Linked DNA regions of Homo sapiens: all the other regions are linked to region 5. The links are chromatin contacts, found by Hi-C or POLR2A ChIA-PET in ENCODE. All regions are on one chromosome and are shown on one strand. Each heading gives the region's core, a stretch centred on a gene start or an enhancer-like site at or near the end of the contact. The rest is flanking DNA. Distances are from core to core; before and after follow the strand shown.

Region 1 (3,338 bases), core at 818-3,317, 1.9 Mb after region 5:
TTACATTTAAGAAACCTTGCCCAGTACTTCTTTTTATCTTGTTTATTTTAAAACAAGTTTTTTAGAGAATAATTTAACAGTGCGGTACATCTCCGTAAAAGCATTTCTTAGTAGTTGATCATGATTAAGCGGCAAAATGCAGGTAATGACATGCTCAATTCCACCTTTGAGTCAGGACAAACAGTGTACATCGACGACAACAACAAACCCTTATGCTAATATGCCTGTGACGCAAATATCCATACATACCGCACACGAATTGTGCAGTGAGCTAAAAAAGAAAACAGAAAAGAAAAAAGCTACTACTTTATTCTACTTAAAGTTGTCCTCTATTCAAACTTTTATCTCACTCTTCTCTCCTTCTGCACCATAATTTTCTTTCGAGCAAAGACAGGGAGTTCTGGATGATTCCAATCTCCCCAAATCCACATCACAGCCTCCAATTGAGGTTCATTTAAGTCAGGTTGGAGCTGAGGGAGCCTGGGCTGGAACCGGCCAGGGTTTCATCCAGCTCCTCCCCCAAAACACGCCCCCCAAATCGGAGCCAGAGGAGAGCCCAACCACAGAGGACTTCCACTCAATGAGGGCAACCCCTGAGTAAAGTCCATGCGGACAACCATTCATCTCCTCCGACAACCATTCATCTCCTCCGACCCCCGCCCAGCACTAGACTGCGCTCCTAGCACCGCGCCTTCTTCCGGAGCCTCCTCCCCCGGGCTGGCTAGGGGTGAGCGCAGGGGTTAGTCAGTACGCACGTGACGCGCGATGCCCACATGACACGACCGTGAGCGGGGGAGGGGGACACGGAGTGAAGAAGGGGAAAAGTTACAGAAGACCCGTCAAAGCGCCCAAAGCAATTTGTCCCTTCTTTTCTTCGCCAGCGGTGGCTCACGGATCCCTAAGGGACAGCTGGGGACCCAGGCGCCCCCAGCCCAGCCCCAGAAACGCTGGACGCAGTTCTCCGCTCACCCCACCACCTTCTCTTCCCAGACCCGCTGGTGATGCCGCTGCACCCTGAAGTTGCTCCTTCCTTCTTTCCCTCCCTTCCTCCCATTCTTTCTTTCTTTTCTTCCTTCCTCCCTTCCCCAAAAGCTCTTCATCCGCTTCGGGTGATGCCACTGACGCACATTCAATTTGCCCCAGCAGCTCTGAGGAGGTCAGACCAGGCCGAGCACCTTCCAAAGGGGAGGGTCTAACTGAGCAAACAAAGTTGCACGCCACACCACAACCTGCCCCTCCCCTCCCTTTAGCCCCCAAGTCGAATCCCCGGCGAAACTCACTTGCACTGCGGGTGCTCTCTGGCCCCCACCCCATCATCGCGCAACACACCCCCTTCAACATGCGCGGCCACCCTTTCATTGCCCTGCGCCCCGAGCGGTCCCACCGCCCGGCAAAACACTGAGCAAGCCGCTGCTCTCACCTTGCTTGACACACTTGAGCCGGAGGGGGTCCTTGCAGTGTTTGATCACGGCCAGCACGTCCCTGATGGTGAGCCCCGCCACGGGGGTCTCGTTCACCTCCAGCAGCAGCTCCTCCGACACCAATTTGCTGCCGCTCTCATAGGCCACCTTGCCGGGCTTCACCTCCCCCAGGTAGGGGAACTGTCCATTCTCGGCGCCCCCCTTCAGTTCAAAGCCCAGCTGGCCCTCCGGGTTCCTGCCAATGACACTCTCATGGACTTTGCTAGTCCAGTGGCTTTTCTTTTTCAAGCTTTTGGACATGGCAGTGGGGCGAGTCGCCTCAGTTCCTGGGCTCCTTGGGGTTAGGGGGGCTGGTGGTGAGAGAATGAGGATGGAGGAGCAAGGGGGCCCAGGGGGAAGAACAGCAGACTTTGCCTTCGCCCCCCTCTATTCGGTGCTTTCCCTCTTCTTTGGATGGAGTGTGGACGAGGAATGGGGAGGATGAGAGGGACGGCTGGGCAGAGGTAGGAGAGCTTGGATGAGGTTGTGCTGTCCCTTGAATGACACTCAAGGCTGTGGCCCCGCAGCAGAGGAAGCAGTGGTGGTGGCGTCGGCGGCGGCGGCGGCGGCAGCCGGAGCGAGCAGTAGCCGAGCTGGTGAGCGGGTGTGGTGGGGGTGGGGAAGGAGGGTAGGGATGCCGGGGGCCACTCCTGCGTGGTGCGAGTGGGAACGCGCGCGCGCGCCTGGGTGTGTGTTGTTAGCTGATATCCATGGCAGCTGCAGTGGCAGGGTGCGTGTGCGTGTGTGTGTGTGTGTGTGTGTGTACTAGTTCTACTGTACTGGCAGACGGGAGGAGGCAGGGGAGGAGGGGCGCGCGCGCCGGGTGGGGAGCCACGGAGGGCTTCGCCGCTGCCTCCCTCCCTCCCTCCGCAGCTTGACCCGGTAGTGAAGGCAGAGAGAGAGGCAGGCTGGGTCCGCCTGGCAGCCTACGGGAGGAGGCGGGAGCCGGGAAGGAGGGGAGCCTAGGCCCGGCGTGGGGAGGCCGGCAGGAAGGGCCTCGAGCCCAGTGCGGACCTTTCTTCAGCCTCTGTGCGACCGAGCCGCGCGCCAGGCTCCTGTGCGAGGAGGACGCGCTGACTCCCTCCGACCTGGGCTCCGATGGAGCAGAAATAGCGGGACCTGGACTTGTGGCGCGCCTGGTGCCACATCTCGGGCTCTGCGAGCGTCCTGGCGCGGGATCCTGCCGTGAGAAGGAGTTGGGGCGGGGGACCCGGCGGGGCATTGCGGGAGAAGGCCTGGGATCCCTGGGAGCCTTGTAGCGTGGGGGAGTTCACTGTGTAGAGAGGTTTCATGTCTTCATCTATATAGTCACTTATTTGTCTTAAAGTTCTCGAAATTCCCTCTTAGAGAAGGAGAAAGTTAGAGAACTGGAGGCTGCGTACCCTGATTACGCAGAAGGGAAGCAGCCTCGCATTCCCCGGGGCAGGCCCCCGCCCGCGCGTCCCGCCAGTAGGGGAATTTAGCGGACGGCTGCGGTTGTCTGGTGAAAGGCTATCCAAGGATAAGGGGCTTCACTTTTCCCAAGTAGGGGAAAGAGAAGGGGTCTACAGGGCTAGGGGTGGAGGGAGCGGATGCAGTGAGCAGCCTCCGCAGAGAAATTGACAATTTAACCAGGGACCTGCGGCAGAGACAAGGCGGAGACACTCCCTTGCCCAGGAAAGCCGCCAGAGTCCGGCTTGTACCTGGGGAAGAATCCTTAAGACGGTCTGGCCCAACACTCCTTTGCTCACAGAGAAAGGGGAGAAGACTCCCGAGGGTGAAAATGGTACATTCGGAGCTGGAACTCAGCTCGCTGACCCCAAGCAGTGTTCCCTTCTTTTCGCCAGGTTTGCATCCAAGAGAGGGGAGGACAGGGGCAAAAGGATGCAGGGAGGCTGC
Region 2 (3,200 bases), core at 683-3,182, 1.1 Mb before region 5:
GCCAACATGGTGAAACCCTGTCTCTACTAAAAATACAAACGCACAAAATTAGCTGGGTGTGGTGGCACATGTCTATAATCCCACTTACTGGGGAGGCTGAGGCACGAGAATCGCTTGAACCTGGGAGGTGGAGGTTGCGCCACTGCACTCCAGCCTGGGTGACAGAGCAAGACTCTATCTCAAAAAAATAAAATAACAAATAAATAAATAAGATGAGCATCAGTCCAGACCCATAGTCTCAGGACTGGGAGAAAGCGTGCAAACGTTTTTGAGTGATCCGCGACGTGTACTGGGTGCTTCATGTCTGCTCTCTCTCTAGTCCTCTGTTCATAATCCCAGTACCCCAGCCCCAGGCCGGCTGTTTGGAGACTCTGTTACATCCTATTGTGTCCCCTGAAGGTCATCACGGTCTCCTGCACCCCCCTGGGCTCCCAGAACTATATTCTGAATTTTTTCATTGCTCTGCTCAGGACAGGATCCTTATCCCCTCATTCTGATCTCACCTCTAGAAATCTCCAGATTGCTGTAGTTTAAAGCTCACCTCCTTCTTTCTGGACACCATATTCCTACAAAGGAGGCCTGAGACCAACAAAAAGGACAAGACTTCCAGGTCCCGGTGTGAATCTGCTGAGCTTTATAACCTAGGCTGTGACCTCCCCCAATCCAGGTCCTTAAGACCCCGATGCCTCCACCCACTTTCAGGGGATTATGGGCACCTACCGTCCCTGGGCCGAGGAGTGGGCACCCGCGTGGTCTCAGAACCATCCTGCTGGACTTGCAGTCCCAGCTCCTCTGGGCCTGGTTCAGGAAGGACAGAGATAAAGAGGTGGCTCTCACAATGGGAAGCATGTTCCTTAGGGCCAGGTCCCCTCCTGCTCTCCCCAGGAAAGCCTGTCCTAGGGACAAAAAGGACTTCACAGGTTCCTGAAGAACTGCTCCCCTTGATCAGAAATGCGGGTTGTGTCACTGAGTGGGTGCAGTGGCTCACACCTGTAGTCCCAGCACTTTAAGAGGTCAAAGTAAGGCCGGGCATGGTGGCTCACACCTGTAATCCCAGCACTTTGGGAGGCCGAGGCGGGTGGATCACCTGAGGTCAGGAGTTCGTAGACCAGCCTGGCCAACATGGTGAAACCCCGTCTCTATTAAAAATACAAAAATTAGCCAGGCGTGGTGGCATGCACCTGTAGTCCCAGCTACTCAGGAGGCTGAGGCAGGAGAATCGCTTGAACCTGGGTGGCGGAGGTTGCAGTGAGCCACTGCACTTCAGCCTGGGTGACAGACTGAGACTCTGTCTCAAAAAAAAAAAAAAAGTCATGGTGAGAGGATCGCTTGAAGCCAGGAGTTCGAGAGTAGCCTGGGCAACACAGTGAGACCTCATCTCTAAAAAAAATTCAAAAATTAGCCAGGCACGGTGGCATGCCCCTTGTGGTCCCAGCTACTCTGGAGGTTGAGCGGAGTAGGATAGCTTGAGCCCAGGAGTTTAAGGCTGCAGTGAACTATGATCGTGCCACTGCAGCCCAGTCTGAGTGACAGAGCAAGACTCTGTCTCAAAAGAAAAAAAAAAAGAAATAGGTGTTGTGCCTCTCCAAACCTTGGCCCCAAAACAGAACCCTCTGTGGCCAAAACTATGGGAAGTAGGGCCTACTAGCCCTGGGGCACCAAATGAGGGTGAAGATATCAATTCCCACAGCAATCAATGAATTTCACAATGTTCTGCCAAACTGCAAACACCCCTTTCCACTGACTCCGCCCAAAGGTCACACGCTAGCTCTGGTAAGGGTGATCCACTCTCTGCTTAATAGAGTTTTGCGGGGTCTAGATTTAGCCGGGAGCAAACGGCCCCACCCTTTACGGACTTGATGCCTTTCTCGAACTGGGATCGGCCTTAGCCCTGACCTTCGGACACCGCCCCTCACAGCTGCACCACGCGGCGCTCACCAGGCCCCGCCCCATTTTCCACTGCAGAAGGCTCTCCGTTCCGGCCTCGCCCCGCCGCGCAGCCGCAGAGCGGGCGCACGGCGGGGCGGCGCCCCTCTGCGGAGTGCGCATGCTCCCCGGGCGGCAGTGCCGCAAGAGAGGCCTCGCGCGTGGCGCCGCCCCGCCCCTCCCACGCCGCAGTGCGCGGCCCCGCTGTCAGCCTCACCTTCGCTGTCAGCCTCACCTGCGCAGAGCGCTCCCGCGTCCTCGTGGTGGCCGCAGTTGTGCTGGCCCCAGCCCAGGTGGAAGCAGTCGCTCAGGCGAGCCTCGGTGCCGGCGCAGCCCACGTTGTCCAGCAGCACGGGGCCGCGGCCGTAGCCGAAGTGGCCCAGTCCCGTAGCGCCCAGCGCAGGCCCGCAGCCCGCTTCGCGGCAGGCCACGCGCGCGTCCGCAAAGTCCCAGTCATCGTCGCACACGGTGCCCCAGCCCCCGGCGTGCAACACCTCCACGCGGCCGCGGCACGGACCCGGGCCGCCCACCAGTCGCAGCCGTCCACCTGCGGGGCGCACAGGCCCGCGGCCAGAGGGGCTGGGCTGGGGCTGCCGGCTCCCGGCAGAGCCCCAGCCCTACCCTTCCCCATCCCCCGCAGACCCAGGCACCGCCACTTACTTTTCTTCCCCGCGGCCCAGGCGGCGGTGGTGAGCAGTGCTGTCTCCCGGGAAGGCTGGGGGCCAACTCCTGTAGCTGTGGAGACAGGGCATCTAGGGCGTTCGAAGGGGACGAGGAGGCCTTCTGTCCTGCAGCAGGGCACGGGGACGCCTACCAAGACCCCCAACCCTACCACACCCGTACCCCCACTCAGCTGCAACCCCAGAGTCACCACGTTGTCTGGCGCGGGTTGGGATCTCCGGGAAACTTGGTTGAATGAACCGAAAGCTAATTCTAGGTATTATCCTAACTTCAGGCCCAGGGATAGTTCCTATCCTAATTCCAATTGCACTGCTAACCTTGACTCAACCTTCATCTCAATCGACCCCCTCATAAGGTCTCTCAATTCCCAATCTCAGCATCATCCCATTGAAAAAAAAGTTTTTTTAATTTCGAGACAGGGTCTTGCTCTGTCGCCCAGGCTGGAGTGCAGTGGTGCGATCATAGCTCACTGCAGCCTAGAACTCCTGGCCTCAAGTGATCCTCCTGCCTCGGTATTCCAAAGTGCTAGGACTGGTGCGACCCACCATGCCCAGCTAATTTTTTTTTTTTTTTTTTGATACAGAGTTTCGCTC
Region 3 (3,265 bases), core at 272-2,771, 1.5 Mb before region 5:
GATCTGCCCGCCTTGACCTCCCAAAGTGCTGGGATTACAGGCATAAGCCACCACACCCGGCTTTTTTTTTTTTTTTTTTTGAGACAGAGTCTTTCTCCGTCGCCCAAGCTGGAGTACAGTGGGGTTATCTCGGCTCACTGCAACCTCCCTCCACCTCCCGGGTTCAAGCGATTCTCCTGCCTCAGCCTCCGGAGTAGTTGGGGCTACAGGTGTACACCACCACGCTGGGCTAATTTTTGTATTTTTAGTAGAGATGGGGTTTCACCATGTTAGCCAGGCTGGTCATGAACTCCTGGCCTCAAGTGATCGGCCCGCCTCAGCCTCCCAGAGTGCTGGGATTACAGGCATGAGCCACCTTGCCTGGGGGTGTTGTTTAATTTTAAAAATATGTATCAGGCCGGGCGCGGTGGCTCACGCCTGTAATCTCAGCACTTTGGGAGGCCGAGGCGGGTGGATCACGAGGTCAGGAGTTCGAGACCAGCCTGACCAACGTGGTGAAACCCCGTCTCTACTAAAAAAAAAATACAAAAAATTAGCCAGGTGTAGTGGTGCGCTAATCCCAGCTACTCAGGAGAATGAGGCAGGAGAACCACTTGAACCTGACAGGCAGAGGTTGCAGTGAGCCAAGATCGCGCCACTGCACTCCAGCCTGGGCTAGAGAGACTCCGTCTCAAAAAAATAAATAAATTCATACATTTAAGTAATAAACTCATTGTGAGCAAGGAATTCTACTCGACTTTCTGTCTGCGTAAACTCTACAAATCCACTTGGCCTCAGCCACAGTGTCTTTATTCGTAAAGCAGAAACAGTGGGACCGTCAGAGCACTGCCGGGCAGGCGAGAGAAGACAGGAACTGTATGACCACGGAAGTTGTTGTCCCTACAACCTATTTGCTCATCTGGAACACAGAATAGTGGTCCTCTAAAGCTTGCAGGGCTGGAGGTCGCCATTATCAGCAGTGGTGTCACTAAACCTGAACCCAAGGGTCTCTGCAACTTGGGAAACGACGGCCCGGATCTGAGGAGATGGCCCCTTCCTCCCACCCCGCCTAAGGACTCTCAGCCTCCCTGACCCTACCTTTCCGGAGCTCAGAGTCCCCTCTGGCCTCCAAGGGCAGAAGGAATGGGTTTGGCTGAGGTCGGGGGCTCGGGTCTGGGACGCGCTCCACCTCCCCGGCTGCGCGACTATGGCCAGGCTCCCTGTCGGAGCCTCTGCCTGGGGCCCCACCTGGAAAAATGGCTCCTCTAAGGCGCTTCCAGCCTAAAGCCCGTCCTCTTCCACCTCTTGGGTGCAGACTGGCCCTCCCACTCCGACCGCAGGTCCCCCACCGGCCACACAGACGGCTACGCTAGAACCCAGCCAAACACCGGGGTTGCCAGGATGGTCCCACAGCTTTCCTTTCCGACTCCCGGAAGTGGCCGTGATCTCACGAGATCCCGGAGGCGAGCGCGACCGGAAGTCCGGTCACTCTCGCGAGGCCCCAGAGAGCAGGCGCTGGGCAGTGTGGAGGTCGTTGGAGTCACTTCCCCGTCACCAGCTCCTGTGCCTGCCAGTCGGTGCCCCTCCCGCTCCAGCCATGCTCTCCGCCCTCGCCCGGCCTGCCAGCGCTGCTCTCCGCCGCAGCTTCAGCACCTCGGCCCAGGTAGGCCAGACGAGGGGCGGCCTGCAGGCGGAGGCCCCCCGGCCCGGGCCACGTGCGTCCCCGGTTCGCGGGCAGCTCTGACCCTCTCCAGGCCAGCCTGGACCGCAGGGATGCCCGGCACTGGCTGGAGACTGTGGCGCCCGGGGCAGGCCCTGACACTGGCCTGGAGGTGCGGGGGAGAAAGCCGGGGAAAAGGGGGCGAGGTAGTCCCGCTCCAGGGCCGGTCCATTTGTCAGGGTTCCCCCAGGTCTCCCAGATTTCCCAGAGGACCTGCTCTTGGCTTGCACGCCTTCAAGGTTGGGAAACCAGGGCTCTGCATCTGAAAGTAAACTTACGTTTTTTTCTGCAGCGTTCCATTGCTTTGACGTAGCTAATCTCCTTGCAGCATCCGTGTGAGTTGTGCGTGAATAAAAGAAATCGTATACTTCCTAATTCCATAGTATGGACAAACCGAGGCTAGAGAACTGGGCCAGGGTTACAGTCATTTGGCCAGAGGATTAGAATTCAGCGCTTCTGACCTGAAGACGGCTTCCTCTTAACCTTTTTGGAGGATCTCTCCTGCTGTGGGCGGACTGAGCCTGCCGCCAGGTGTCTTAACAGTGCTTGACTTGGCCCGCGACCACTTAAGCCTAGGAGCCTAGGCTATTTTTAGCCATCTTCTAGAATGGTGGTTCTTAAACTCTGCAGTGTGTCAGAATCACCAGAAAGCTAATAAAAAACAGACGTCTGGGTTCATTGAAGAAGCTTAAGACTGCGGGGGGGGGGGGGGGGGTCCGCATTTTTACCAGGTGAATCTAATTAAACCTAATTTTGAGAACCCAGGAGGTGCTCGCATTGCCTTTTAATTACGACGCCCAAGAGGGAGGTAATTTTAAAGGGGAATCCAAATTTATCATCGAAGTTCTCGAGTTTCCTGTACATCCAGTTCATTTGAAAAATAAATACAAATGCTCCTGGATTGATGGCTACTTCCCATACCCATCGCAAGTTGGTAATATCCTAAGTCAAAAGGCGAGTTTAACTTTGTGTATTTTCAACTTGCAATGGGTTCCCACAGGCAACCCCATTGTAAGTTGAATGTACCAAATGCTTTTGCGCTGCGGTGAAGTGGGGGCCCAGCTGTATACAGATAAGTACATTAAGTACCTGTGCTTGCCAACAACTATGCTGGGTGCTGCAGGGGATACCAAGATAAGTGAGAAGTGACACTTGATATGGGACAGGAATGAGTAAACTTAGGACAGGTGGAAGCGATGAAGGTCTTAGGGAATGAGTAAACTTAGGACAGGTGGAGGCGATGAAGGTCTTAGGGAATGAGTAAACAGGACAGGAGGGATGAGGTGTGGGGGAGGGGCAGCCAACCAAAGAGAGGACAGGGGTGTCCAGGGAGAGGTTGAGTTTTGGTAGGACCTTCAGATATCCGACATATTTATTGAGCTAGGTACTGGAAATACAGCGGTGAACAAAACACAGAAGTCCCTGCTCTCACGGAAATTACTAGATATTTTACTTATTGCCCCACTCATTATAAAGTATCTTAAAATAGTGATGAACATGCAAGAAAAATGGGGATTGTAGGGTGCTTGTGTTAGGGAAGAGGGTACCAATTTTATTTACTTTTTT
Region 4 (3,006 bases), core at 507-3,006, 1.2 Mb before region 5:
AAATAAATAAATAAATAAATAAAACATAGAAGATGTACAGTAAAAACACGGTAATTGTTTTTGTTTGTTTGTTTTGAGACAGGGTCTTGTTCTGTCATGCGGACTGGAGTGCAGTGGCACCATCAGGCTCACTGCAGCCTCGACCTCCTTGGCTCAAGTGCTCCTCCCACCTCAGCCTCCTGAGTATCTGGGACTACAGGTCCACGCCACCATGCCTGGCTAATTTGTTCTGAATTTTAGTAGAGATGGGGTCTCACTGTGTTGCCCAGGCTTGTTCCAGCCTTCTGGCTTCAAGTAATCCTCCCACATCAGCCTCCCAAAGTGCTAAGATTACAGATGTCAGCCACTGCACCCAGCCAGTAATATAATTTTATGGGACCACCTTCATATTTGCTGTCCCTTGCTGACTTACACATCTTTATGCAATGCATGACTGTTACCATCATTATCATCTCTATTTTCCAGATGGGGAAACTGAGGCACAAAGAATCTAACTTGCACAAGTTCATCTGCTTAGTGATGGAACAAAGATGTGAATTCAGGCAGTCTGGCTTCAAAGTCCACACGCCTAACAACCACACCAGATTACTAGATTGCTTTTTTCTTTTTTCTTTTTTTTTTTTTGAGATGGAGTCTCACTCTGTCACCCAGGCTGGAGTACAGTGGTGAGATCTCGGCTCACTGCAACCTCTGCCTTCTGGGTTCAAGCAATTCTCCTGCCTCAGCCTCCCCAGCAGCTGCGATTACAGGCGCCCGCCACCACACCCAGCTAATTTTTGTATTTTTAGTAGAGATGGGGTTTCACCATGTTGGCCAGGCTGGTCTCAAACTCCTGACCTCTGGTGATCCTCCCACCTCGGTCTCCCAAAGTGCTGGGATTACAGGCGTGAGCCACCACGCCCAGCCCAGACTGCTTTATTTTTGTATTTGTATTTATTCATTTACTTATTTTGAGACAGGGTTTTGCTCTGTAGCCCAGGCTGAAGTGCAGTGGTGCAATCCAGCTCACCACAGCCTCTACTCACCGGGGTTCAAAGGATCCTCCTGCTTCAGCCTCTGGAGTAGCTGGGGCCACAGGCATGCACCACCATGCCCAGCTAATTTTTAAATATTTTTTGGTAGAAGTAGGGTCTCACTATGTTGCCCAGACTGGTCTCAAACTCCTAGCCTCAAGGGACCCTTCTGCCTTGGCCTCCCAAAGTGCTGAGATTACAGGCATGAGCCATGCACCCAGCCCCTTTTTAAAATTTTTTTGAGAGACAAGACTTTGATCTGTTGCCTAGGCTGGAGTGCAGTGGTGAGATCATAGCTCACTGCAGCCTCAACTCCTGGGCTCAAGCACCAGACTCCTTTTATCACATTCTATCTCACACGCGTGTGGTTCCAATCCTGCCTCTGCCACTTCTCAGTTGTATGCCCCAACCCAACCTGTCTGGCTCTGTCCTCCTTAACAGAAGGACGGCCCTGGCCACGGGCCACAGCCAGCAACGCTTAAGCACCAGGGCCGGCGAGTGCCCTGCCGTGGCACGGCTCCAGCGTCGCGCTCTCGAATTCATTTGCTTTCCTTAACGAGAGAAGGTTCCAGATGAGGGCTGAACCCTCTTCGCCCCGCCCACGGCCCCTGAACGCTGGGGGAGGAGTGCATGGGGAGGGGCGGCCCTCAAACGGGTCATTGCCATTAATAGAGACCTCAAACACCGCCTGCTAAAAATACCCGACTGGAGGAGCATAAAAGCGCAGCCGAGCCCAGCGCCCCGCACTTTTCTGAGCAGACGTCCAGAGCAGAGTCAGCCAGCATGACCGAGCGCCGCGTCCCCTTCTCGCTCCTGCGGGGCCCCAGCTGGGACCCCTTCCGCGACTGGTACCCGCATAGCCGCCTCTTCGACCAGGCCTTCGGGCTGCCCCGGCTGCCGGAGGAGTGGTCGCAGTGGTTAGGCGGCAGCAGCTGGCCAGGCTACGTGCGCCCCCTGCCCCCCGCCGCCATCGAGAGCCCCGCAGTGGCCGCGCCCGCCTACAGCCGCGCGCTCAGCCGGCAACTCAGCAGCGGGGTCTCGGAGATCCGGCACACTGCGGACCGCTGGCGCGTGTCCCTGGATGTCAACCACTTCGCCCCGGACGAGCTGACGGTCAAGACCAAGGATGGCGTGGTGGAGATCACCGGTGAGCCCCCCTGCTCCTGCAGGGGAGAGGAGGAGGCTAGCAGGGCGGGCAGGGCCGGGGGCGTGCGGTTGAAACGGGGGTCCCGGGGGCCTGGGGAGTTAAACGTTGGCCCAGCACCGGGAAAAACAGGACTCCTGATTCCCTTGCTCAGGAATTGGGAGTGCGGGTCGCTTCTAAGGGCGCTTTCTGCTCTGTAATCCCAGCGCTTTGGGAGGCCGAGACGGGAGGATCGCTTGAGGCCAGGAGTTCAAGACTAGCCTGGGCAACATAGCGAGACGCGCCCCCCCGCCCCGACCCCGCGCCATTACAAAAAAAAAGCAAACAAAAATTTTTTTAAAGATCATCGATGAAGAGAGAAAATGCGCTTTTCTACAGAGTCCCCTTCCCACCCACAGCCCCATCCCCAGATAAGCGGGGAGTTCCCTGGCGCGGTGCCAGTTTCTAGCCGCTGAGTGGGCGTGTGCGCGGCTCCAAGTGCGCCTGCGTACTGCTCACTCCCCAGCTCCGCGCCCTGCTCCGTTCCTCCCAAAACTCTGAATCGAAGAACTTTCCGGAAGTTTCTGAGAGCCCAGACCGGCGGGCACGCCCCCATCCCCAACCCCCTCTGTTAATCCCTACCAGCCTGCAGTCCTGGCTGCTTCCAAGCAGGAGGTGGGGCCTCTGGCCTAGCGGGGCCGAAAGGCAGTCCCCTCCCCCGCAGTCTGATTTCCCTCTTCCCCCCAAAGGCAAGCACGAGGAGCGGCAGGACGAGCATGGCTACATCTCCCGGTGCTTCACGCGGAAATACACGTGAGTCCTGGCGCCAGGTCGGGGTGGGTGGGTGGCGTGGGGGTGGGGTCAGGGAAG
Region 5 (3,323 bases), core at 57-2,556:
ATGAATAAAGATTTATAGGCTAGGCGCGGTGGCTCACGCCTAAAATCCCAACACTTTCGGAAGCTGAGGATCCCTAGTGCACAGGAATTCGAGATCAGCCTGGGCAACCTGGTGAGACCCCCTTCTCTACCAAAAATAAATAAATAAATAAATAATAAATTTTTAAAATGTATTAGCTGGGCTTGGTGACGTAGTGAGGCAGGAGGATGCCTTGAGCCCAGGAGTTCAAGGCTGCAGCGAGCCGTGATCATAGCACTGCACTTTGGCATGGGAGATAGAGCAAGACCTTAGCTCTAAAAAAAAAAAAAAAAAAAAATTAATAGATTTATAAAGTCCATTCTATGGAGGAAAGTCTCTTATTCAGTTATGAACTGCTGCGAACCTAAAGGCAGGAAGGCAAATTCCCTTCAGTTCGGCAAACACGAAGACCCCACATTCGCGTCGTCTGTGAAGAAGGCACTCCGAACCTCAGGCGCTCACTCGCCAGGTTTAAGAGGATGAGCAAAGAATAAAAGTCCTCTCACCCAGGAAGCGTTTCGCTTCCCTTAGCTGGAGCCACGCTCCAAGGTGCCAAAGCCTAATTGCTGTCCACTCTCACCAATCCGTTAGCAAGATGAGCATCTACCTGCTGCGAACGTGGCGGTGACACTACTACAGCTCCCAGCCTGCCTCCCGCCCGCCCCCACTCCTGGACTCCACAGACCGTGACTTGTAGTCCCAGCCCACGGCTGGCGGCGGTGCGGGACTCCTGAAAACTGCTTTTCCTCCCTAGTAGGCGGTGAGACCGCAAATTCCATCAGAATCCTACTCTGACCCACTAGGGCTTGGCCCGCTCAGAGTCGCATTCCCTCCTCCAAATGAACCAACTCTCCTCCCAGCGATACTCCGACCTCTGAGCACCCCGGGCGGGGCCACGCCCCGGAAATGGAGTCAGGTCTCCAGGCCGCCCGCTGAAGTGCCTTCCAGCCACTCCAAGCGGGGCTGGGGCCGGCGGGGCGGGCTTGGGGGCGTGGCCGGGAGGCGGGCGGGGATGCATCTGCGGGCGCAGCGCTTGGGGCGGAGCCGCAGCGCGAGGCCGCGCATCTGGGTGGCGGCGGGGACGCGCCCGTGGGGAGAGGCGGCTGCGGCTGCGGCTGCGGCTGCTGGCGGGGGGTGGGGGGGAGGAGGAACCGGGAAGGGGGGGCAGGGCGAGCGGAGAGCTAGCTGTGTTCCTGAGGCGGCGGCGGCGGCGGCGGCGGCGGCGGCGTCTCCGACGGAGGAGGAGGGCGGGGAAGGAGGATGGAGCAAGCTGGGGGTTGGGGTTGGCGCTAGCGCAGCGGCTCGCCTGGTACTGTGGGAGAGCGGCGGCTGCTCCTGGAAGTTGTGGTGTCGGGAGCCCAGCCGGTGCCGCCGCAGCCGCCGCCTAGGGCGGTGGGGAGGAGGAGGGAGCCGCGGGGCTTGGCGGGGTCGGGAGGGAGGGACGTGCTGGGGGAACGAGCTGGGGAAGACGGAGCGGGCTCTGTGCCGGGCGGGCGGGCGGCGGGGGGGCCAGCGACCGCAGCCGGGGGGACGCGGGAGGATGGAGCAAGTGGAGATCCTGAGGAAATTCATCCAGAGGGTCCAGGCCATGAAGAGTCCTGACCACAATGGGGAGGACAACTTCGCCCGGGACTTCATGGTGAGTCTCTCCCCTCGCTGTCGCGTTTTCTTGCCGGCGCCGGAGCCCATCGCCGCCTCTCCCGGCCGGGCCGCCAGTGCTTTGTGTACCTCTGTGAGGAGAGGGGCGGAGGGGGCGCGCACCAGCCGGGTGAGCCGGGTGGTCTCGGAGGCCAGCGGGAGGCGAGAGCGCCTCCCCCCGTGGCCTCCTTTCTTCTCCCATGTTCGCGACCCCCGCGCGGGTTCCCGGGACGCGAAGGGAGCGGCCGCGCGGCCGAGCCCGCAGCCTGCACCGTGGCTCGCGACCACCTATTGTTTACCGGGCCGGGAGCCGTAGGCAAGTGAGGTGCAGGCCGGGGGGGGGGGCTCGCGTTTCCACACCTCCCCGCGCAGTTCGCTCCTCCCAGGAGGGTCGAGGCAAGGTATCTGGCTGTGACCGGGAGGAGTGCAGATCGTGGCTGACAGAGGAACGGGGGTATTGAGGTTGGCACTAACTCCTGGGATCCCTTTGCTCTAGCTGGTCTCAAAGCGGGCAGGGTAGGACTTAGGCCGTTTCTGGGGTCGCAGTCATGATCTCCAACGCTTGGGAAAGGATTGCCCATAAGGAATCTCATGGGTTTACCTAATTTCCATTTACCCGCGTCCCGCTTCTCCTCTCCTGAGGCCCAGGTTTGAGGTGGTCTTGGGGTCCGTGTGACTATAGGTTCAGGGGATAAGTGTGGGTGGGGGAATTATCCTGAAGGAAGCCAGCCGACTTCGGACTCCCCAGGGGATATTGCCGAAGGCGGAGGGGATGTGACTATCACTTCCTATCCGGGGTGGGGGTGGGGAACTTGGGAACAATAGTCCTGGTGGGGCGGAGGCGACGCTACGGGCCGAAGCCCTGAACTGGGAGATAACCTTCCCAGCGCCCCCCCGCCTCCGCCACCCCCTACTTTCCGCCCTCTGCTTGTGCAGGCAGTCTTGAGAGGAGGTGAAGGTTAAAAGTCTTGTTCATGAAATTGCTCTAGATACACTATTGCTTTAGCACACTGTGAGGGGGTCAGATCCGAAGGCGTGAGACCAGAAGTCGACTTCCTACGTTACCCACCCCCCCAACCCCCGCCCTTTTTATTTTTCTGCTGGACAATGTTCCCTCTAGGGTTGTTTCCCGGCTTAGGAGGCGGTGGTTGCGGCTGCTGCTCCTACGGATATTGCGCAAGACTGGGGCGTTGGAAACCCTGTAGGTCTGGGGAATGAAAAAGGAAGTGGGACTTTGGGAAGTGGTTGCTCCTTAGTCTTGGCGGGGGTTGGGAATGGGAAATAAGCTGGGGAAAATTTTTATCTTGGGTAAGGTACACCTCGAAGAATAATCACTTAATTCTGAAATCTGATTATGAGAAGGATACACAGTTAATGCCTGTAAAATGAATGGGCAGCAAACATTGGCTAGTTTTTATTTTTTGTTTAAAAAGTACAGTAGTTTTTATGGTGGAGGTGATATGACTTAGTAGTGAATACTTTTTCACGTTTTAAAGAGACTGGTCTAGTAAAGCTTTAGCGTTAAATTTTTAACAGCTTATAAAATAGGCCCTTGACCATACACAGTATTATACTAGCATCGTTGAGCTTTGTGATTCCCGCCTCCCCAGACCAATAATAGAGGACGGAAGTAAAGTTTTCTCAGTATCTTTTGAAGATTGAAAATA
Region 6 (2,997 bases), core at 410-2,909, 1.7 Mb before region 5:
TGTAGTCCCAGCTACTTGGGACTCGGGAGGCTGAGGCACAAGAATCACTTGCATCTGGGTGGCAGAGGTGGCAGTGAGCAGAGATCACGCCACTGCACTCCAGCCTGGGTGACAGAGTGAGACTCTTGTCAAAAAAAAAGGAAGGTCTACCTTAAACAGCTGTTCTCCAGCAAAAGCACTTTTCAAACTGTAAAGTGCTGAAATAGATCTCGGTTATGAGTGTTCTATTACATCCCTAACTTTTGAGTCCCTTCCATTGAATCCCTCTCCCGTTTCCTGTCCCTTTTCCTTTTTTTTTTTTCCGAGATACAGTCTTGCTCTGTCACCCAGGCTGGAGCGCAGTGGTGCGATCTCGGCTTGCTGCAACCTCCGCCTCCTGGGTTCAAGCGATTCTCCTGCCTCAGCCTCCGGAGTAGCTGGGATTACAGGCACGCGCCACCATGCCGGGTTAATTTTTGTAGTTTTATTAGAGACGGGGTTTCACCATGTTGGCCAGGCTGGTCTCTAATTCTTGACCTCGTGATCCGCCCGCCTCGGCCTCCCAAAGTGCTGGGATTGCAGGCGTGAGCCACCGTGCCCAGCCTCCTGCCCCTTTTCTTCAATATGAAGATAAAGCTGCCCCTGGCTGTACTGGAGGCCAATTCCGGGCCATAGCAGGAGGAACTGAGTTCTAATTCTGTCTTTGCCATGTAACTGAATTACCCAGGGCCCTCCCTAGTCCTGTTTCCTCTTTGGTGTAATAGGGATGAATACAGATGGGAAGATCGTGATATGAAAGAGTTCTGTGAGCTGTAAGGCATAATAATCATGAGGTATTATTACAGGACCAACAGGTGCCTAGGCCCGCTGTGCAATAACAGACCAGTTACACTGAGGAAGCAGGGTTATCAGCAGAAAAAGGGTTTAAAGATGGCAGGGTGCCTAGGAGGAGACGCAGGGAGACCAACAAATCCATCTTCCCCAAGGAGTTCCGGGCTGGGATTTTAAAGGGCATTGTGAAGGGTGAGGGGCTGGAAAATTGGGGTCATCGACTGGTCAGGGTAAGGGGGTTGAAATCCTCAGGATATGGAAACTGCAGTCCCCATTGAGTCTTGCTTCTGTGGGCTCCTTCAGAACAACTGGTGTCAGTAATTATGCTGGTATGCGGGACCTGAAAGAATATCTCCAAGGGAAAACGTTTCATAATGTTCAAGTTGTTATCTATGGAGTTAAGGGGAATTGTAATCTTGTGACAGGGTCTACGTGATTCTAGGACAGACGATGGGCACCTATCATAGCTGATACACAGAGCTATGAGCAAGCAGGTCGGAGAGCAAGGTGACCTAGTGATGAACGCAGAGTGTGCTGCAAGCTTCGTTTATTTTCGTTTTTCCCCCTCCCTTCTTCCCTGATTAATTTCCTAAAGTTTATAGGAGCAGTTTCAGTACCAGCCCGAGTAGGATGGAATCAAACACGGTGCTGGAACATTCCTACCCGGAAGTGGCCCCGACCCCCCTCCCCCCGTCCCGGCCTCCCACGCACGGGGGGGGGGGGGGGGGGGGCTGATCGGCGCTACCGGATTGGACAACTTGGCATGGGGCGGGGCCTCTGGGAGGCGTGGCCTCCGGCCGGCTCCTCTGCTGTTGCCAAGGGAAACTGCCGCGAGGAGGCGGAAGGAGCAGAGGACCGGCAGCCGGCGTCGAGGCGGGGCGCGGGAACGACGGCGGCCATGGCGGCCTCGGGGCCCGGGTGTCGCAGCTGGTGCTTGTGTCCCGAGGTGCCATCCGCCACCTTCTTCACTGCGCTGCTCTCGCTGCTGGTTTCCGGGCCTCGCCTGTTCCTGCTGCAGCAGCCCCTGGCGCCCTCGGGCCTCACGCTGAAGTCCGAGGCCCTTCGCAACTGGCAAGGTGAGCAGGGGCGGGCCGGGATCGCGGGGCGAGTCCTTGTCCTCCGACTTTGCCGGTTCCTGGGCTCTAGCCTCCGGGACTCGCCCCTTCAGGCCTCACCGCCAGTCTCCCCCTGTCTCGGTCCTCATCACCATGCCCGCCCCCCGGAGGACCGACCTCCAGCACCGTCTCTTGCTCTCCGTGTTCCACACCTTTGTCTGCAGACCCCATCTTCGTCATCACTGTAATCCCTTCCCTACCCGAATTTGTTCCCTTCCCTGTCGCCACCAGACTGGTTAAGGCCCCAAATCCATTCGCTAGCAAATCCATGCTCGCTCTCCAAGGGTAAAGATTTTTCGTCTCCCCCTCCCATTTCACATACACACCTACGTCTGCTTTAGGCCTAAGCCCCACTGAAAAACGTTTTTCTCTCACCTACATCACGACAATTGGACTTTATCCACAAACCCCTATAAGCCCTATAAACGTCCTGCCCTCTTGAGATTTGGAATTTCTTCTGCTTTTTCATCTGTATCTTAATCTTGACTGCCATTCCCAGCTCATGGGGGTACCAGGGTGTCTTCTGCCTTTGGAGAGAAGTGTTTGTTTTTCTCTAGGGGAGAGAAATTTTGCAGACCAATTAAGTATAAACATCCATTCCTGAAAGACATTCCTAGTCTCCGTGTCTTCCTCATTTTCTCGAGAGGAACACAGGAAATTTGCATATCTCCTGCTGTTTTGCAAAGCACACACACTGATATGTATTAATTTCGTTTAACCCTCACAAGGATCCCATGACGTAGGACCTGTTATTGGCCCGTTATCTAGATAAGATTGAGGTTTCATGCAGAGAATCGCAGAGCTGTTGCGTCATGCAATTGAGATAGGAATCTATATTTTTTTTTTTATTCTGTGATGTTTTGGAACTAGAGCCTTCGGGTAGATAATCTCCAAATCATGTACAGTTGCTTCTAGAATCTTTTCATGTTTATACTTGGAATTTCAGTTTTGGAAATACTCAACAAATAATGAAGTACTCTTCAGATAATGAAGCCTCTGGTGATGGCCAGACTGAGGTATATGGTTCCATAGCCTGCTTCCCCACTCCAATCTAAAACTGTTCCCCCCACCC
Region 7 (3,327 bases), core at 118-2,617, 1.4 Mb before region 5:
GGGTTTCACCATATTGGCCAGGCTGGTCTCGAGTTCCTGACTTCAAGTGATCGGAATGCCTCGGGCACACAAAATGTTGGAATTACAGGCGTGAGCCAACGCGCCCGGCCAGCCCTATTTATTTAAGCCTATACATTTTGCACTTGTTAAAAGTATTTGAACATACAATTACCATGTTTTCTTTAAGCGGTCCCTCCCTGTTGCACACTTGGATAGTTTATTTTTTTAGACAAGGTTTACTTCAGTCTCGCAGGATAGAGTGCTGTGATGGGATCATAGCTCATTGCAGCCTTGAACCTTGGGGTTCAAGTATCTGGGAAGCTGAGGAGGGACTACAGAGATGGAGTCGCGCCATGTTGCCCAGGCCGCTCTTTAACTCCTGGCCTGAAGGGATCCTTCCGCCTCGGCGGAGCCCGGACATAGTTTTCTAGTTTTGACCCACAGAAACACTGTGCTGGGTCGGAGTTTGTCAACTACCCTTCTCCAGCCAGCAACACACAGAACATGGCGGGGAAGTCACGGTCACCAGGCTCCAAACCGAGGAGAAAACAGCCCAGCTCCAGGCACTGTAGCGTCACTGTGACATCGCCGAAGGCCGGCGCTATTACGTCGCCGGAAGGCCCGCGCCTGTGACGTCAGCGGAGGCGCGCCCCTTCTGTAGAACCAATCGGAACTCGAGGCGCGGCGGCTGGGTATTCCAGGAGAGCGCATGCGCAGACGCGTGGCCACAGACTGCCGGTCAGTGTCAGTAGGCGGCGGGTTAGTGTCCGCAGGCTCCGACTCGGCCGCCGACACCAATAAGCTACAAGGACGAGCTTTACCACTGCCTGTACTACTGCTACCTGCGCGACTTCCCAGCCTGCGGCGTAGGGCGCAGCAAGGGCCTGACGCTGAGCGAGTAGGCGCTGCGCACCAAGCGGCTGTGGCCCGGAGGGCACTGTCGGGCAGAAGCTCCTCAGTGGCCACCACAAGCCCGCTAGCTCCGGCTACAGCCCTTGCCGCACACTCGCGTCACCTGAGCCTGTGTAGGTGCGCCCCCCCAACTCCTCCCCCAGCCAGGTCCCGGGGACACCGGCAGCGTCCCCCACCGCCCGGCGCCGCTCATTCTGGGCAGGATCGGCCCCGTCTGAGGCTACACCGCATTAGGGAGCTGCACCCCTCGGCTTGACCTCTCATGGCCTTTGCAACAACATCAAAGCCTTTGGAACTTTGTAGGGGGTACGAGGGGCTAGGAAACCAAGAAAACATCTCTTTAAAAATATAAGCGATCGGGCCGGGCACGGTGGCTCACGCCTTTAATCCCAGCACTTTGGGAGGCCGAGACAGGTGGATCACGAGGTCGGAAATTCAAGACCATCCTGGCCAGCATGGTGAATGCCGTCTATACTAAAAATAAAAAATTAGCCGGGCGTGGTGGCGGGCACATGTAATACCAGCTATTCGGGAGGCTGAGGCAGAGGCAGAGAATTGCTTGAACCCGGGGGGCGGCGGCTGCAGTGAGCCGAGATCGCGCCACTGCACTCCAGCCTGGGCGACAGACCGAGACTCCAACTAAAAAAAAAAAAATATATATATATATATATATATATATATATATATATTTGGAGCCCGGGAGGTTGAGGTTACCGTGAGCTGAGATTACGCCACTGCACTTCAGCCTGGGTGACAGAGGGAGACCATGTCTCTAAAAAAAATTACATGTGAGTGAGAGCTTTTCTTCCAGTGCTCATGCTCAGACTGAAGAAAGTAATTGGGCCGGCCTGGTAACTCACGCCCTTAATCCTAGCACTTTGGGAGGCCGAGGTGGGCAGATCCCTTGAGCTCAGGCGTTCCAGACTAGCTTGAGCAACATGGTGAAATTCGGTCTCTACAAAAATACAAAAAATTAGCTGGGCGTCGTGGTGGGCGCCTGTAGTCCCAGCTACTCAGGAGGCTGAGGCAGGAGAATGGTGTGAACCCGGGAGGCAGAGCTTGCAGTGAGCCGAGATCGCGCCATTGCACTCCAGCCTGGGCGACAGAGTGAGACTCCATCTCAAAAAAAAGAAAATGGAAACTTTTGCCAGTGATTCCCTTCCTTCAAACTAATGATAAGGAAATGACGCTGTTCTGTTTTGTTTTCTTTTTGCATGTTTTTTTTTCTTTTTTGAGAGAGGGTCTTGCTCTGTTGCCCAGGCTGGAGTGAGGTGGCGCAATCATGGCTCACTGCAGCCTCGACCTCCCAGACTCAAGCAATCCTTTCCCCAGCCTCCCAAGTAGCTGAGACTGCAGGTGTTTACTACCACAGTTGGCTAATTTTTGTATTTTTTGTAGAGACAGGGTTTCACCATGTTGCCCAGGGTGGTCTCAAACTCCTGGGCTCAGCTATCCTCTACCCTCGGCCTCCCAAAGTGCTGGGATTACAGGCGTGAGCCACTGTACCTGGCTGATGCTGTTCTTTTCAAATGCATATTTACTTTTTTTTTTTTTTTTTTTTTTTTTGAGATGGAGTCTCACTCTGTCTCCCCAGCTGGAGTGCAGTGGTGCAATCTTGGCTCACTGCAGCCTGGTCTTGAACTCCTGACCTCAGATGATCCACATGCCTTGGCATCCCAAATTGCTGGGATTACAGGTGTGATCCACCACACGTGACGATTTTGCTCATTTTAGATACTAGAACTTGTTAATTAAAAAAATATATATATTTTTTGAGCTGGAGTGCAGTGGCATGATCTCGGCTCACTGCCACCTCCGCCTCCTGGGTTCAAGTGATTCTCCTGCCTCAGCCTCTCGAGTAGCTGGGACTACAGGCACATGCCACCATGCCCAGCTAATTTTTGTATTTTTAGTAGAGACAGGGTTTCGCCATGTTGGCCAGGATGGTCTTGATCTCTTGACCTCATGATCCACCTGCCTCGGCCTCCCAAAATGCATGAGCCACTGCGCCCAGCCAAAAAAAAATTTTTTTTTGAGGCAAAATCTCACTCTGTCATGCAGGCTGGAGTACAGTGGCACAGTCACAGCTCACTGCAGCCTCGACTTCCTTGACTCAGGTGATTCTCCCACCATAGTCTCCAAGTATCTGGGACTACAGGTACACGCCAGCACACCTGGCTAATTTTTGTTTGTTTGTTTGTTTTTTGAGATAGAGTCTCACTCTGTTGCCCAGGCTAGAGTGCAGTGGCGTGACCTCGGCTCACTGCAAGCTCTGCCTCCTGGGTTCATGCCATTCTCCTGCCTCCACCTCCTGAGTAGCTGGGACTACAGGTGCCTGTCACCACGTCTGGCTAAATTTTTTGTATTTTTAATAGAGACAGGGTTTCACCGTATTAGCCAGGATGGTCTTGATCT

The links. A loop is a pair of places that touch in the nucleus more often than their neighbours do. ChIA-PET counts read pairs that join two places held with the same protein, here RNA polymerase II (POLR2A). Pooled maps may share reads with other maps.
Region 1: a loop to region 5 is called in a map of ascending aorta, with 7 times the contacts of the local background. The contact joins the promoter of MAGI2 here to the promoter of PTPN12 in region 5. A Hi-C loop is called at or near these places in 2 of 168 maps with a recorded cell type or tissue (ascending aorta and chondrocyte) and 7 of 50 pooled maps.
Region 2: a map of naive thymus-derived CD4-positive, alpha-beta T cell shows a loop between it and region 5 (8-fold over the local background). The contact joins the enhancer-like site here to the promoter of PTPN12 in region 5. A Hi-C loop is called at or near these places in 2 of 168 maps with a recorded cell type or tissue (CD4-positive, alpha-beta T cell and naive thymus-derived CD4-positive, alpha-beta T cell) and 11 of 50 pooled maps.
Region 3: a loop to region 5 is called in a pooled map, with 7 times the contacts of the local background. The contact joins the promoter of MDH2 here to the promoter of PTPN12 in region 5. A Hi-C loop is called at or near these places in 1 of 37 single-sample maps with no recorded cell type and 7 of 50 pooled maps. POLR2A ChIA-PET finds 5 or more read pairs at or near these places in 3 of 52 experiments (AG04450, BJ and activated T-cell).
Region 4: a loop to region 5 is called in a pooled map, with 7 times the contacts of the local background. The contact joins the promoter of HSPB1 here to the promoter of PTPN12 in region 5. A Hi-C loop is called at or near these places in 1 of 37 single-sample maps with no recorded cell type and 10 of 50 pooled maps. POLR2A ChIA-PET finds 5 or more read pairs at or near these places in 1 of 52 experiments (HCT116).
Region 6: a pooled map shows a loop between it and region 5 (10-fold over the local background). The contact joins the promoter of RHBDD2 here to the promoter of PTPN12 in region 5. A Hi-C loop is called at or near these places in 6 of 50 pooled maps.
Region 7: a map of naive thymus-derived CD4-positive, alpha-beta T cell shows a loop between it and region 5 (32-fold over the local background). The contact joins the enhancer-like site here to the promoter of PTPN12 in region 5. A Hi-C loop is called at or near these places in 1 of 168 maps with a recorded cell type or tissue (naive thymus-derived CD4-positive, alpha-beta T cell) and 4 of 50 pooled maps. POLR2A ChIA-PET finds 5 or more read pairs at or near these places in 1 of 52 experiments (WTC11).

The regions. Positions count from the first base shown.
Region 1 is chr7:79,451,600-79,454,937 of GRCh38, forward strand. It overlaps MAGI2 (membrane associated guanylate kinase, WW and PDZ domain containing 2), which reads right to left and starts at 2,068. Exons shown (of 22, transcript NM_012301.4): 1 at 1,421-2,068. The coding sequence starts at 1,721. MAGI2-AS3 (MAGI2 antisense RNA 3) reads left to right here and starts at 1,358. Exons shown (of 4, transcript NR_038346.1): 1 at 1,358-1,592; 2 at 1,988-2,056. RefSeq lists an enhancer at 514-808.
Region 2 is chr7:76,391,244-76,394,443 of GRCh38, forward strand. It overlaps SSC4D (scavenger receptor cysteine rich family member with 4 domains), which reads right to left. Exons shown (of 11, transcript NM_080744.2): 8 at 2,587-2,661; 9 at 2,162-2,473; 10 at 721-798. Among named protein-coding and RNA genes, the nearest start is that of SSC4D, 17 kb to the right of the region's middle. RefSeq lists a silencer at 1,892-2,691. Within about 2 kb of position 1,933, at least 31 of the 41 ENCODE cell types and tissues checked have a DNase peak (open chromatin) inside an H3K27ac peak, as active enhancers do.
Region 3 is chr7:76,046,585-76,049,849 of GRCh38, forward strand. MDH2 (malate dehydrogenase 2) reads left to right here and starts at 1,522. Exons shown (of 9, transcript NM_005918.4): 1 at 1,522-1,642. The coding sequence starts at 1,577. It overlaps STYXL1 (serine/threonine/tyrosine interacting like 1), which reads right to left and starts at 1,416. Exons shown (of 9, transcript NM_001317785.2): 1 at 1,078-1,416. RefSeq lists enhancers at 889-1,671, 1,117-1,206, 1,317-1,396, 1,672-2,453 and a silencer at 1,647-1,806.
Region 4 is chr7:76,300,917-76,303,922 of GRCh38, forward strand. HSPB1 (heat shock protein family B (small) member 1) reads left to right here and starts at 1,757. Exons shown (of 3, transcript NM_001540.5): 1 at 1,757-2,160; 2 at 2,886-2,949. The coding sequence starts at 1,797.
Region 5 is chr7:77,535,989-77,539,311 of GRCh38, forward strand. It overlaps PTPN12 (protein tyrosine phosphatase non-receptor type 12), which reads left to right and starts at 1,307. Exons shown (of 18, transcript NM_002835.4): 1 at 1,307-1,657. The coding sequence starts at 1,559. It overlaps LOC124901681 (a long non-coding RNA gene), which reads right to left and starts at 961. Exons shown (of 3, transcript XR_007060395.1): 1 at 383-961; 2 at 1-293. RefSeq lists enhancers at 387-436, 607-826 and silencers at 897-1,196, 1,447-1,656, 1,797-1,846.
Region 6 is chr7:75,877,375-75,880,371 of GRCh38, forward strand. It overlaps RHBDD2 (rhomboid domain containing 2), which reads left to right and starts at 1,660. Exons shown (of 4, transcript NM_001040456.3): 1 at 1,660-1,886. The coding sequence starts at 1,709. RefSeq lists an enhancer at 1,356-1,964 and silencers at 1,511-1,760, 1,861-2,040.
Region 7 is chr7:76,165,989-76,169,315 of GRCh38, forward strand. No RefSeq gene overlaps it. Among named protein-coding and RNA genes, the nearest start is that of SRRM3, 34 kb to the right of the region's middle. Within about 2 kb of position 1,368, at least 2 of the 41 ENCODE cell types and tissues checked have a DNase peak (open chromatin) inside an H3K27ac peak, as active enhancers do.